Linked DNA regions of Mus musculus: region 2 is linked to region 1. Evidence: chromatin loops called from intact Hi-C (ENCODE). Cell type or tissue: gastrocnemius. All regions are shown on one strand. Links, peaks and the distances in the headings refer to the core of each region. The heading gives the core; the rest is flanking DNA. Region 1 overlaps Slit1 (slit guidance ligand 1). Region 2 has its middle 15 kb from the start of Gm19424.

What was found. Hi-C counts contacts between places; a loop is a spot of excess contacts. Peaks named below come from ENCODE experiments on the same cell type or tissue, not always from the same donor. Only the 100,000 strongest peaks of a DNase experiment are listed, where the experiment ranks them.
Region 2: it touches region 1 in a loop (5-fold over the local background); 22 of 42 quality-filtered maps call a loop at or near these places.

What each region holds. Positions count from the first base shown.
Region 1 is chr19:41,626,964-41,632,334 of GRCm38, reverse strand. It overlaps Slit1 (slit guidance ligand 1), which reads left to right. Exons shown (of 37, transcript NM_015748.3): 21 at 1,439-1,571; 22 at 2,397-2,465; 23 at 5,023-5,094. Among named protein-coding and RNA genes, the nearest start is that of Gm52407, 26 kb to the right of the region's middle. In gastrocnemius, for the core only: a CTCF peak has its summit at 2,659 (motif pointing left); DNase peaks (open chromatin) are centred at 2,648 and 3,237; H3K4me3 peaks cover 444 bases; H3K27ac peaks cover 482 bases.
Region 2 is chr19:41,759,136-41,764,506 of GRCm38, reverse strand. No RefSeq gene overlaps it. Among named protein-coding and RNA genes, the nearest start is that of Gm19424, 15 kb to the right of the region's middle. In gastrocnemius, for the core only: a CTCF peak has its summit at 2,820 (motif pointing right); DNase peaks (open chromatin) are centred at 435, 1,951, 2,804 and 4,445.

The DNA.
Region 1 (5,371 bases), core at 284-5,283:
GTAATGAGATCTGAGACCCTCTTCTGGAGTGTCTGAAGACAGCTACAGTGTACTTACATATAATAAATAAATAACTCTTTTTTAAAAAACCAAAAATTAAGAGATGAATAAGAGCTAGCCAGGAAGACATGAGATTACTTTAAACAACAACAACAAAAAAAAAAAAGAACAAGAAAGAACAATCCAGAAGATAGAAAAACCACCCCTGCACACCTCTGCATCCCAGATTCCCAGCATGGGACAGCCTCTGTGATTCTGCAATACAGTTTCCCTGATCTCTACTGTGTGTTTGCATGTGAGGACACACCCAGGACTTCCCAGGTCCCCAGCAAAAATCCTTTCATCACAAACCCTCCTGGTCTAGAGGGCACCACTGAGCCAGTCCCGGTAGCTTGGTATTTAACAATCCTCCCCGATGATGATTTTTGCACCATGCTACCAGGAACCCCGACATCGATAACTCCTTCTGATCCAGTGTGATGCTCCCTTTAGAACAACTTCCTAGGAAGGAAAAGGTGTGAGTGTTTCTTTGAGCTTTTGCTGCTGAGACAGTGCGACCAATGGCCAGGAGAAGAGCTTCCAGAGGCTGTCGGCCTGCAGCCCTGTCCCTATGCTGCCTTCAAGGGCAGGGAGCTTTGCAGAGTTGCATAGTAAACCACCCTGGATTTAGTTCCACCATCTTTAAAAGGGGTCCATTGTAGCACATCTGCATGGGGTGTTTTGAGGACTTGTAAATTCATCTTTACTTACGATGCGGTGATTAAATAGGGTCAGCTCCTATACCCGAGTCACTGTTGACAGAGGGTTCCTGCTGTCTCTTCATGTTCCCGACAGCTCTGACCATTGACTCTGCTGTACCCCATCATAAGAAAGGTAGAAACACAGGGGGCTCCTTACTGAAGAAGCCAATGATGAATGAAGGGGTCATTGGTCTGCACTGCATTGGCCTGGGTCTCAGCCCTAAGACACTTCATCAGCACGAGGACAAGTCACTCACCCTGTCGAGATCTCAGTGAAATAGAAAATCATTTGCCCTCATCGTCCATCAGACTCCTGAGCTGGGCCAGGTGCTCCACTGAGTGCTCCACTGAGTGGTCGTTGCCAGTGTATCCCCAAGGGGTAACAGTGTTGCAAGGGGAGAAGCTTGACACAGTACCAGGCAGTATTGGGTGCTCAAGAAGTGGTAGCTGTGTCCTCCCCTGCCCGGGGCCACCTTGGGTCTGACGCAGGAAAGAGGTTTCCTCAGATCTGTTTTAATCTGGAAACTGCTCCAGAAGTCTTTGTTCCTGTTGGTGCTAGCCAGCGGCGTGCAGTAAAAAGAGGCTGTGCTGGTGGCCAAGGCTGTGTCAGGGAAGAGATGCTGCCCTGAGGGGTCCTAGAAACTTTCCTAAGGAAACCATGTCCCTGACTGACCAGCGCGTCATTCCTTCCTCCCTAGGCCAGGAGGAGGTGGGCTGCCTGCCCCGCCCACAGTGCCCCCAGGAGTGTGCCTGCCTGGACACAGTGGTCCGCTGCAGCAACAAGCACCTCCAGGCTCTGCCCAAGGGCATCCCCAAGAATGTCACAGAACTGTAAGTAGCCCAGGCTTACGATCTGTTGGCCGTGAGTCAGTAGGACCTGCCAGTGGGAGGAGACACTGATGAGTGGGCGTTGACTGACCGGAAGGAGAGTTAGCCCGGAAAGCTCTGGAAAGGCGACAACCTTTCTCTAGTCCAGTGGTTCTCAACCTTCCTAATACTGTGACCCTTTAATACAGTTCCCCGTATTGTGGTGACCCCCCCCCAGAACCATAAAATTATTTCCGTTGCTACTTCATAACTGTAATTCTGCTACTGTTGTGAATCGTAATGTAAATATCTGATATGCAGGCTATCTGTCTGATACACAACCCCTGTTTTGACCCCCAAAATGGGGTCACGACCCACAGGTTGAGAACCACTGCCCTGGCCTCTTCTCTATAGTTACCTTATGACAAAGTCATGGTAAAGACTCTGCTTTTAAAATAAAGTGTAGCATTGCTTTCCCCACCTCACAATGTTTGTCGGGAAGACATTGTTGATGTCTATAGACATAACCTCCAACACCTCTTCAGCTGTGGTCTCTACAACAAATCCTACATATACAACCCCTCTAGTGAGACTTCTACTCCAGAAGCACTGGGCACATAGAACTCTTGCCGCCTTTGCCTAGTGGCCTGCCTCTCAGGGAAAGCAGTGCCTTATCTTTTCACCCTCTTACCAGCTGGGTGTGAGGTGGCCTGGCCCCTCACCTCCCCTGCACCAATACTCAGCATTGCGCTGCACAATGTTCACAGCTCACGGTGTCTGAGTTCCTGGGTGCCCGCGGGTGTCAATGCGTGTGACAGACACTCTCTCTTCCATGTGTTCTCTCCTCAGCTATTTGGATGGGAACCAGTTCACACTCGTTCCGGGACAGCTGTCTACCTTCAAGTATCTGCAGCTCGTGTGAGTATCCAGGGATCCTGAGGACCCCAGGCCTGCCTCAGAGGCTAGGAGGACCACTGGCACCTAACCACTGTAGCTCCACCTTCCCAGGAGTCTCCCATTTGTGGGCAGATGCTGTTAAGGAATCCTGCCTGTTCCCCATCTCTTCAGGAAACTCCTATACCCAAGAGCTGTTTTGCCATCTGGTGGTCAATCTCAGAATTGCATCCTTTCTGATACCCCCATGGGTTGGCGGGGCAGGGGCAGCTCTGCCCACACCATCTCCCCAAACCTCCCTGTAGACTGGTAATTATTGTTGCTCTGAGCGGACCCTGCAAGCATCCAGGGATGAATAGAGGATGGTGTGGAGCTTTTCAGTTCAGCCCCTGTCCCCAGGCCAGATGTAAAACAAAGCAACTTCCAGTCCACATACTATTTTTTCTTAGAGAAAAACCTGTTTTGCTATTACTGCTTTTCTGCCCTGCGGGAGTCCTGGAAATAAAACCCTTGGATAATAAGGTCAACTCCTCTTAGCTTCCCAGTGTTATTAGGACCTCCTTCAATCTTTTTTTTTTTTTTTTGTCTGCGTATTAGCCAGAGTCTATCAAAGAAGTCCAGAGGACTTTTCGTCATAGTGTGGCTTGGCTCAGAACTCTGGCCAAGTGCAGCGGGGTGGGTCAATGTTAGCCTAAGAACTGTTTTTAATGAGTTTGCTCTCAGTGACAACTGAAACCTGTTGTTGGCGGGTTTGTTCTTAGACAAGGAGCAAGGGTAGAAGTTGGCACGCAGCTTCTTTCCCTGAAAAAAACTTAGCTATGAAAGCCGTGTTGCCACGGGCTGGCAGCATTCCGTGAGAGGCCTGGCCACTTTGCACAGCACTGGCTTACGGCGCTGTGATCCTCCAATTCGGCTGTCTTTGCTCGATGACCAGTGTGCTCTGATCACTTCAGTGGAGCGGGGATGAAATAGTGGCTAGTGTCAAGAGAGAGTCTTTACTCTCCAAGCTCGCCAGCCTTTCTTGTGGTCTAAGGCCTTTGCCAGTAGCCCAGATCTACATGAAGAAGTAAGGACGGAGGGACAGAGCAGGAATGTCAAACTAGCTGCTTCTGTTAGGCTGCCCCACCAGCATGAAAGACTCCACCTCCCCAACACTAGAAAGGAAGGGGCCTCTAGAAATGGGATGCAGAGTTGGGATTCTGTAATAAGGAGGTTTCCTGGGTGCTGAAGACAAGCACCCTGGTTTTATTTATTTTATTTTATTTATTTTATTTTTTTGGTTTTTTGAGACAGGGTTTCTCTGTATAGCCCTGGCTGTCCTGGGACTCACTTTGTAGACCAGGTTGGCCTTGAACTCAGAAATCCGCCTACCTCTGCCTCCCAAGTGCTGGGATTAAAGGCGTGCGCCACCACACCCAGCAGGCACACTGTTAATATCTTTTCATAGCCAAGAGCTGCATGCAGGAGGTGTAGCGGGCAGATCAGGGCCACCCCCCCCCCCAAGGTCATGGATCTCCCTTAGATGGTCTAAGGAGGGTGTAGAAAGAGGTCAGGGGTTCCCTAAATTGCAGGGTGCAGTAGGGTCTAACACAGGCAGCTGAAGATGAGGCCTGAGATGGAAGGAGAGTGCGGTGAGCAGAGGCTGCAAGCTGAAGAGAGGAGAGACCACATGTGGATGCTGACTTGATACAGTCAGGAACTTAGAGGGATGGTGCAGATGGGGAAAGTGATCCAGGACCAGGCCACAACACCAGGGGTAGAAGGCAGCAACGGTCTCAGCCTCAGGCTGCTGGGCTGAGGAAGCACCAGGCCCAGCTCCACTGAGGTAGGGTACCAGGTAGAATAGTGCCCTGGGAAGGTACAGGCTGGGGCCCTAGGGATGGCACCAGCAGCTCAGGACAGTGAGGGCAGCCAGAGGCATCACTGGGGATACCCAGAGTGCACTGGAGGAGTGCAAAGCTGGGAGCTTTTATGTGGTCCTGAGGCTTGTGCCCACCAGGGATTAGAAGATGGGTCCCAGGGGAGGAGGACACAGACACAGTCAGGGGAGGTGGAAGGGTGTATAAGAATGGCCTCTGTACCTAGCATGGCCATTCGCTGTAGGAGAGATTCAGTGATGGGTGGGGCCTGGCCCTCCTCTGGCCAGCTGGGTGGCCCTTTGTGAGTTAATCACTCTGAAGACTCCAGATCTTTCTATGTAAAATGGGATTTCACGCTGTCTCATAGGTTTGGTGGCTAGTGTTGGAGGCACAGGGGACGGTGCTTACCAGAAAAAGGGCTGCTGATTCTGGTTGGTAGATGTTGGTCAGTGCCCTCAGAGGGCACTTCTATTGCAGAAAGGGTCAGGAGCCAGCTGTATCTACGTAGGGAAGGTGGGAGGCAGAGAAGGAACAGAGGGAGCTTAGTTGTCAATTGCAAATCCAGTTCCCACATCCTCACCAGAGAGGGAGCCTTGCCCTCCCTGCTGGGGAAGGGCCAAGAGCAGAGGGGATGGGGTGGGAGGAAGAGGAGAGGCTCCAGACGGCACCCAGGGGCAAAGCCTTCTTTCTTTACAAACAAAGATGTTCTTGCTTCTTTCCAGGGACTTGAGCAACAACAAGATCAGTTCCTTGAGCAATTCTTCCTTCACCAACATGAGCCAGCTGACCACGCTGTGAGTGCCTGCCAGCAGGGCCGGGCGGGCACAGGGATATGGCATCAGGCTGTGCTGGCATCACTGGGATCACATGCAGGTGCCCCTTCCCACCAGAGAGGGGCCTGAGAGCCTACAGACTACATGACACCCAGCTTTTGGCCATTGTCAAATGTAAAAAAAAAAATATAGCACACACATGGCAAATATAAGCAATGCGGGCTAATGCCTGTGGCCAATGGCTTGGGATATTGTAGAAGCCAGCATGGGGTTTCTTAGCACACGGGCACAGCATTTT
Region 2 (5,371 bases), core at 218-5,217, 130 kb before region 1:
TCTTGTTCGAGCAGGGTGCCGGTGTCCAGCCTCTGTGTACACAGTAAGCTAGAGAGATCCTGATGGGCTTTCAGAGTGCTTCCAGTCTATGGATGCTCTGTGTGTGTCATGTGACCTGACTCATGGAAGGAAGAGGTTAGAGGTCTCGTTCAGCTGCCTCCCTCCCTCCCTTCCTCCTTCCCTCCTTCCCTTCCTCGCTTATGGCCCCCATACTTCCTCCACCTCCCATTGTCAAAAGTCAGCAGAAAAAAGTGTGGGATATTTTAACTTTTTTTCCACACCGAGTCTTCAAGATATAGCATACATCTTCACAGACATTATATCTCAAGTCAGAAAGCCCATATTTAATTTCTAGTGTTTACTCAACGGACTAACTACATGTAGCCTTCAGGCATAAAGTGGTCCAGTGTGTCTGTAATCACCATTTTGGCCACTAGGTGGCGGAAGCGACCTTTCACTCAACGCATTAGACAGTAAGCTGTAGAAAGGGTGGAGGAAGCCCTGAAATCGTCCTGTCTTTGGCTTATTTTAGACAGAAGTGAACCGAGTTGGATATATCCCACACAATTAAAAATTCTGCCTAGACCAGATGAGTTGTCATACCAGGTGGAAGGAGGGGACTCAGTCCTAAAAATTGTCCTCTCTCTCTCTCTCTCTCTTTCTCTCTCTCTCTCTCTCTCTCTCTCTCACACACACACACACACACACACACACACACACAGATAAACACTCCTTAGTCTAGAATAACACACCTGTTTCCTCCTGTCCTACAGGCTAATGCCCATGTAGAGGACACTCTGTTAAAAGGCAACAAGTTGGGCTGGTGAGATGGCTCAGTGAGTAAGAGCACTGACTGCTCTTACGAAGGTCCTGAGTTCAATTCCCAGCAACCACATGGTGACTCACAACCATCTGTGATAGGATCTGATGTGTCTGAAGTCAGCTGCAGTGTACTTATGTATGATAAATACATCTTTAACAACAAGTTAATGTGCACATTTAAAGCTTAGGCACTAAGATGTAATAGTAGCGAACAGAAGGGGAGTGGTTTTAGAGGAGCAAAGGGACCAACTGAGGTCACTGATGGGGGGGTGGGGAGTGAGGGAGGGGGTGAGGGCGGGCGAGCATAAACAGTATAAAGATATGTATGTGTGTAAATGTCACAATGAAACCTGATATCTTGTATGTAGTAACTACCAGTTTTCAAATTACATTTCTTTATGTGTGTGTGTGTGTACGCACATGCGTGTGTGCTCGTGCGTATGCATGCACACACACCTTGACATGTATGTGGATGTCCAGAGGACAGCCTGGTGAAGTCAATTCTCTCCTTCTACCCTGTGAATGGGGAGTGACTATAGGTCGTCAGCCTTGGCAGCAAGCACCTTGACCTGCTGAGCCATCTTGCTGGACCATAACTAATAACTTTTTAGGACTTAGCAAGTGACAAGTGTTTCTTGTGAGGACCATTTTCTTCAATTAAGGAAATAAAGGCCTGCGGTGATATGAAGGAGCCTCAGCTGTTAGCTGGAAACTTAAGAAAGCCTTCCTTGTTACACTGTCAGCCTACACTGAAGGCCAGTCCTTCCATCCTATTGTGAGTCCTTGCTGGCCTCTGCCACCCTCGTGTCTCCATTCTGTAACAAGAATGAGGAGATGCAGTGGTTAAGAGCGCCAACTGCTCTTCCAAAGGTCCCGAGTTCAAATCCCAGCAACCACATGGTGGCTCACAACCATCTGTAACGAAATCTGATGCCCTCTTCTGGAGTGTCTGAAGACAGCTACAGTGTACTTACATATAATAAATAAATAAATCTTTAAAAAAAAAAAAAAGAATGAGGAGATGTCCCCGAGAGGCAGAGTTCTTTCTGTCACAGGAGCGCTGGTGATCGGCCTAAGGGTGGAGGCTAGTAGCTCAGCCTTGGCGCTGAGTGAGTGGGGGAGGGAAGGAAATGCAGATATTCTGGGGAGGGTGACCACTCAGCCGCCGCCTGCTGGCTAGTCGGTCACACGGGACCTCTTCCACCATGGAGGGAGCATGTTATGTCCTAGTGAGAGGTGCTTATTGGCCATTCCTTCTGAAACACCTCTGCCAGCCCATCTGTGTGCACAAGGTACGCAGGGTGTGTCACCAGCATGCTGTTCCACACAGCATGTTTCTGACCAGGGATCTCATCTTAAGAGTCACCCACAGTCAGCAGTAGATCCGGTGCTTGTGAAAATTTACTAGTTTGACCATTTGCCCCTATCCTAGAAGCAGCTTTGAAGGAGCCGTGAGCTGAAGTAGTAGTACTGGTTGGCCAGGAAAATCAGAGCTTTGTTTTACAGGATGCAGCCTGGACTGGAGGCCTCGCTGTTCCAACCACAGAAACCGAAGGCTGGATTCAGGGGGGCTCCCCTTACCGTTAAGTTACTATCTCCTTCTTGGGGTTGATTGCGGCTCTGCTGTCTCGTGGGTCTCATCCTGATGGGGAAGGTGTCTATGGGGACACACGGTTGACACTGCACTGTTAGGCCTGTGCTGCCTCTGGGCTAGGACAGACTGCCCTGCACAGTTAGGAGAGAGAGCTTAGCGCTGGTGGGCTCTGCTTAGCATTTCCAGAGAAGTGCAGAAGGTAACAAGACGGGCAGCTGGCCACAGCGGAGCTGGGGATGGGCTTTCAGCAGCAGAAGGGCCTCCTCTCCCTGAAGAAACCGTACACCGTAAGAGAGCCGGAGAGGCCTCTGGTAGGTAAGGATGGAGTCTTCCACATGCTGGCGGCTGAGAGTTTTACAACCTCCAGCGGTTGTCCCCAGGAAGTGATGTCACAGTCTGGCCACCAGGGGCCGAGCTGGTGCTGCTCTTTATGTTTGGGGATCTTCGGCCAAGAAGGGAGCTTGCTTGACAAAGGCAAACAGAAAGTACAAGAAGTTGTTTGGTACTGAATATTTCCCATCTCTCTGTCTCTGTCTCTGTCTCTGTCTCTCTGTCTGTCTCTCTCTCTCATTTGTCTGTGTAATGTCTGTCTATCTTGTTAGAGCCAGTCTGAACACTCTACAAGGTCAGGAACTGGGCCTCTTAGCTCCGTTCTGTAACTCCGATGCTCATCCTATAGTAAGTATGCACTAAGGTACTACCTGAATAAGTGAATGGTCTCAAGGAACCAGTGAAGTAGAACTAGGGTCCCTATGGCTGGCCCATGGGGAGAGGCACAAGGGATCACAGAGAGGCTGCATTGCGTAGCCCACAGAGCCTGGAAGTAAACACTCTGGGTTCTGACTCTCAATGGCTAGCCGGAGGAGACAGTATAGGATCCAGGCTTAGCCAGTGGACCTCAAGCTGGGAAAAAGGAGGCAATCCCTGCTCTTTTTGGCTCTTGGCTATGAGACCAGAGCTTCTCTGGTGGCTACTATTCTTTCCTCCTGGGGCAGCTGGCTGAGAACATAAAGCCATATTATAGAGAGAGGAAAAGACTCAGAGATAGATGCGAAGTGAAGGATTGACTGGACCTGAGTTCCTGGATGGGGAAGTGGGGGATTGACTGAGCCTGAGTTCCTGGATGGGGAAGTGAAGGACTGACTGAGTCTGAGTTCCTGGATGGGGAAGTGGAGGATTGACTGAGCCTGAGTTCCTGGATGGGGAAGTGGAGGATTGACTGAGCCTGAGTTCCTGGATGGGGAAGTGGAGGATTGACTGAGCCTGAGTTCCTGGATGGGGAAGTGGAGGATTGACTGAGCCTGAGTTCCTGGGTGGGGAAGTGGAGGATTGACTGAGCCTGAGTTCCTGGATGGGGAAGTGGAGGATTGACTGAGCCTGAGTTCCTGGATACAGTCATCCCTTGAGCTCTGTGGTTTGAAACCACAGAGAACCTTTATCTTGTGTCTGAGAAGTGATGGGCAGTGGGCACACCCACCCATGCTGTTGAAGGAGAAAGAGGGTCAGCAGCCATAGTTTTATCTCATGTTGCACTGTGCTCCTGGTATGTGAGGGCAAGTCTTTTTCACCTGCAGGTCTCATCACCTCCACCCCTACCCCACAGAGAACCTCCTCCCAGCTCCTCAGGTCGGGGATGGGGAGTAATGGGAAGGCACTAAGGTCTGTGATTGACAGGTGTCTGGCATCCCACAATGCTCAGCAAGTGTGAACTGCCTCACCTGGTCTTGTGGGTGGCTTTTGGCCACCAGTAATAGAACAGAGAGATGAGCTTAAAAAATGAAGTCCTTACTCACTGTTCCCAGAAGGCCAGAGGTGGCCCAGGTCCACGGTAGTGGATTCATCAGCTCAGCAGTATCACCGGGGTCTTAGCTTGTCTTTGTTTTGTTTCTTAAGATTATTAGTTTTTGCAGGAGTTGGTATGTGTCCAAGCCACAGCATGTGGGGGCCAGGGGACAGCTTTGTCCAGTCTTTATGTGGGTTCCCTTTCCTGAACAGAGCACTGTGGGAGAATGAAGTACCATGGTTGGCTTAGAGTAATCAAGAAAGATGTCAGGGGCTGGAGAGATGGCTCAGCAGCCATGAGCATTTGTTCAATTCCTGACAGCCACATGGTGGCGGCCTGTAACTGTTCATAACCTCAGTTCCACAGACTCCAGTGTGCTCTTTTGACCTCCAAGAGCGCCAGACACGCACATACATGGTACTCCAGCAGACACTGAGTAAAACACTCACACACATTATTAAAAATAATAGTAAGATGCATCATTAAAAAAGAGAGCGATGCCGGGGAGGGGACTGAACGAAGTTGATTGGTTAGCAAGGAGAGAGGGAGAATGACAGTGGGCTGTGCTGGTCCACGTTTAATAGAGACTATGTAACCTTGGCTAGACTGAGACTATGTAACCTTGGCTGGATTGAGACTATGTAACCTTGGCTGGATTGAAACTTTTGTTATACAGACCAGGTTGGCCTTGAACTCGCAGAGAGCTTCCTCCTGAGCACTGTGGTTGCTGGTGTGACTCTATTTGCTTTTGTGTGGCTGTCTTATTTCATTTGGCTCAATGTCCTTAAGAGTCCTCCCATGCTGTGCCATGTGCCAGAGTTCCCCTCTTCTCCGAGGCTGGATGATGTTAGCTTGCATGTGCATCCCACGCATCATCCATCGTTCTGGTTACTAGACTTCCTCTCTGGGCTCCTGTGAAGGATGCTGCTATGAACGTGGCTGTACATTTATACACTTTGTAGCTTATTGTATCTTTTAAGCCTCTCTTAATGCAAAGATCTGCTTCCCTACAGTGCAGGTTGGAGAAGCCAGGGGCTTTCAGCCCGCAGCTGTCCCCTGATCGTACATGTTACTAACAGAGAGCTCGGCGTGTCCTCTGCCTGTATTTCCAGAGGCTTTGCAACTTGAGGTGGTGATGTTCATCAAGAGGGACATATGTTATTACCATGTGT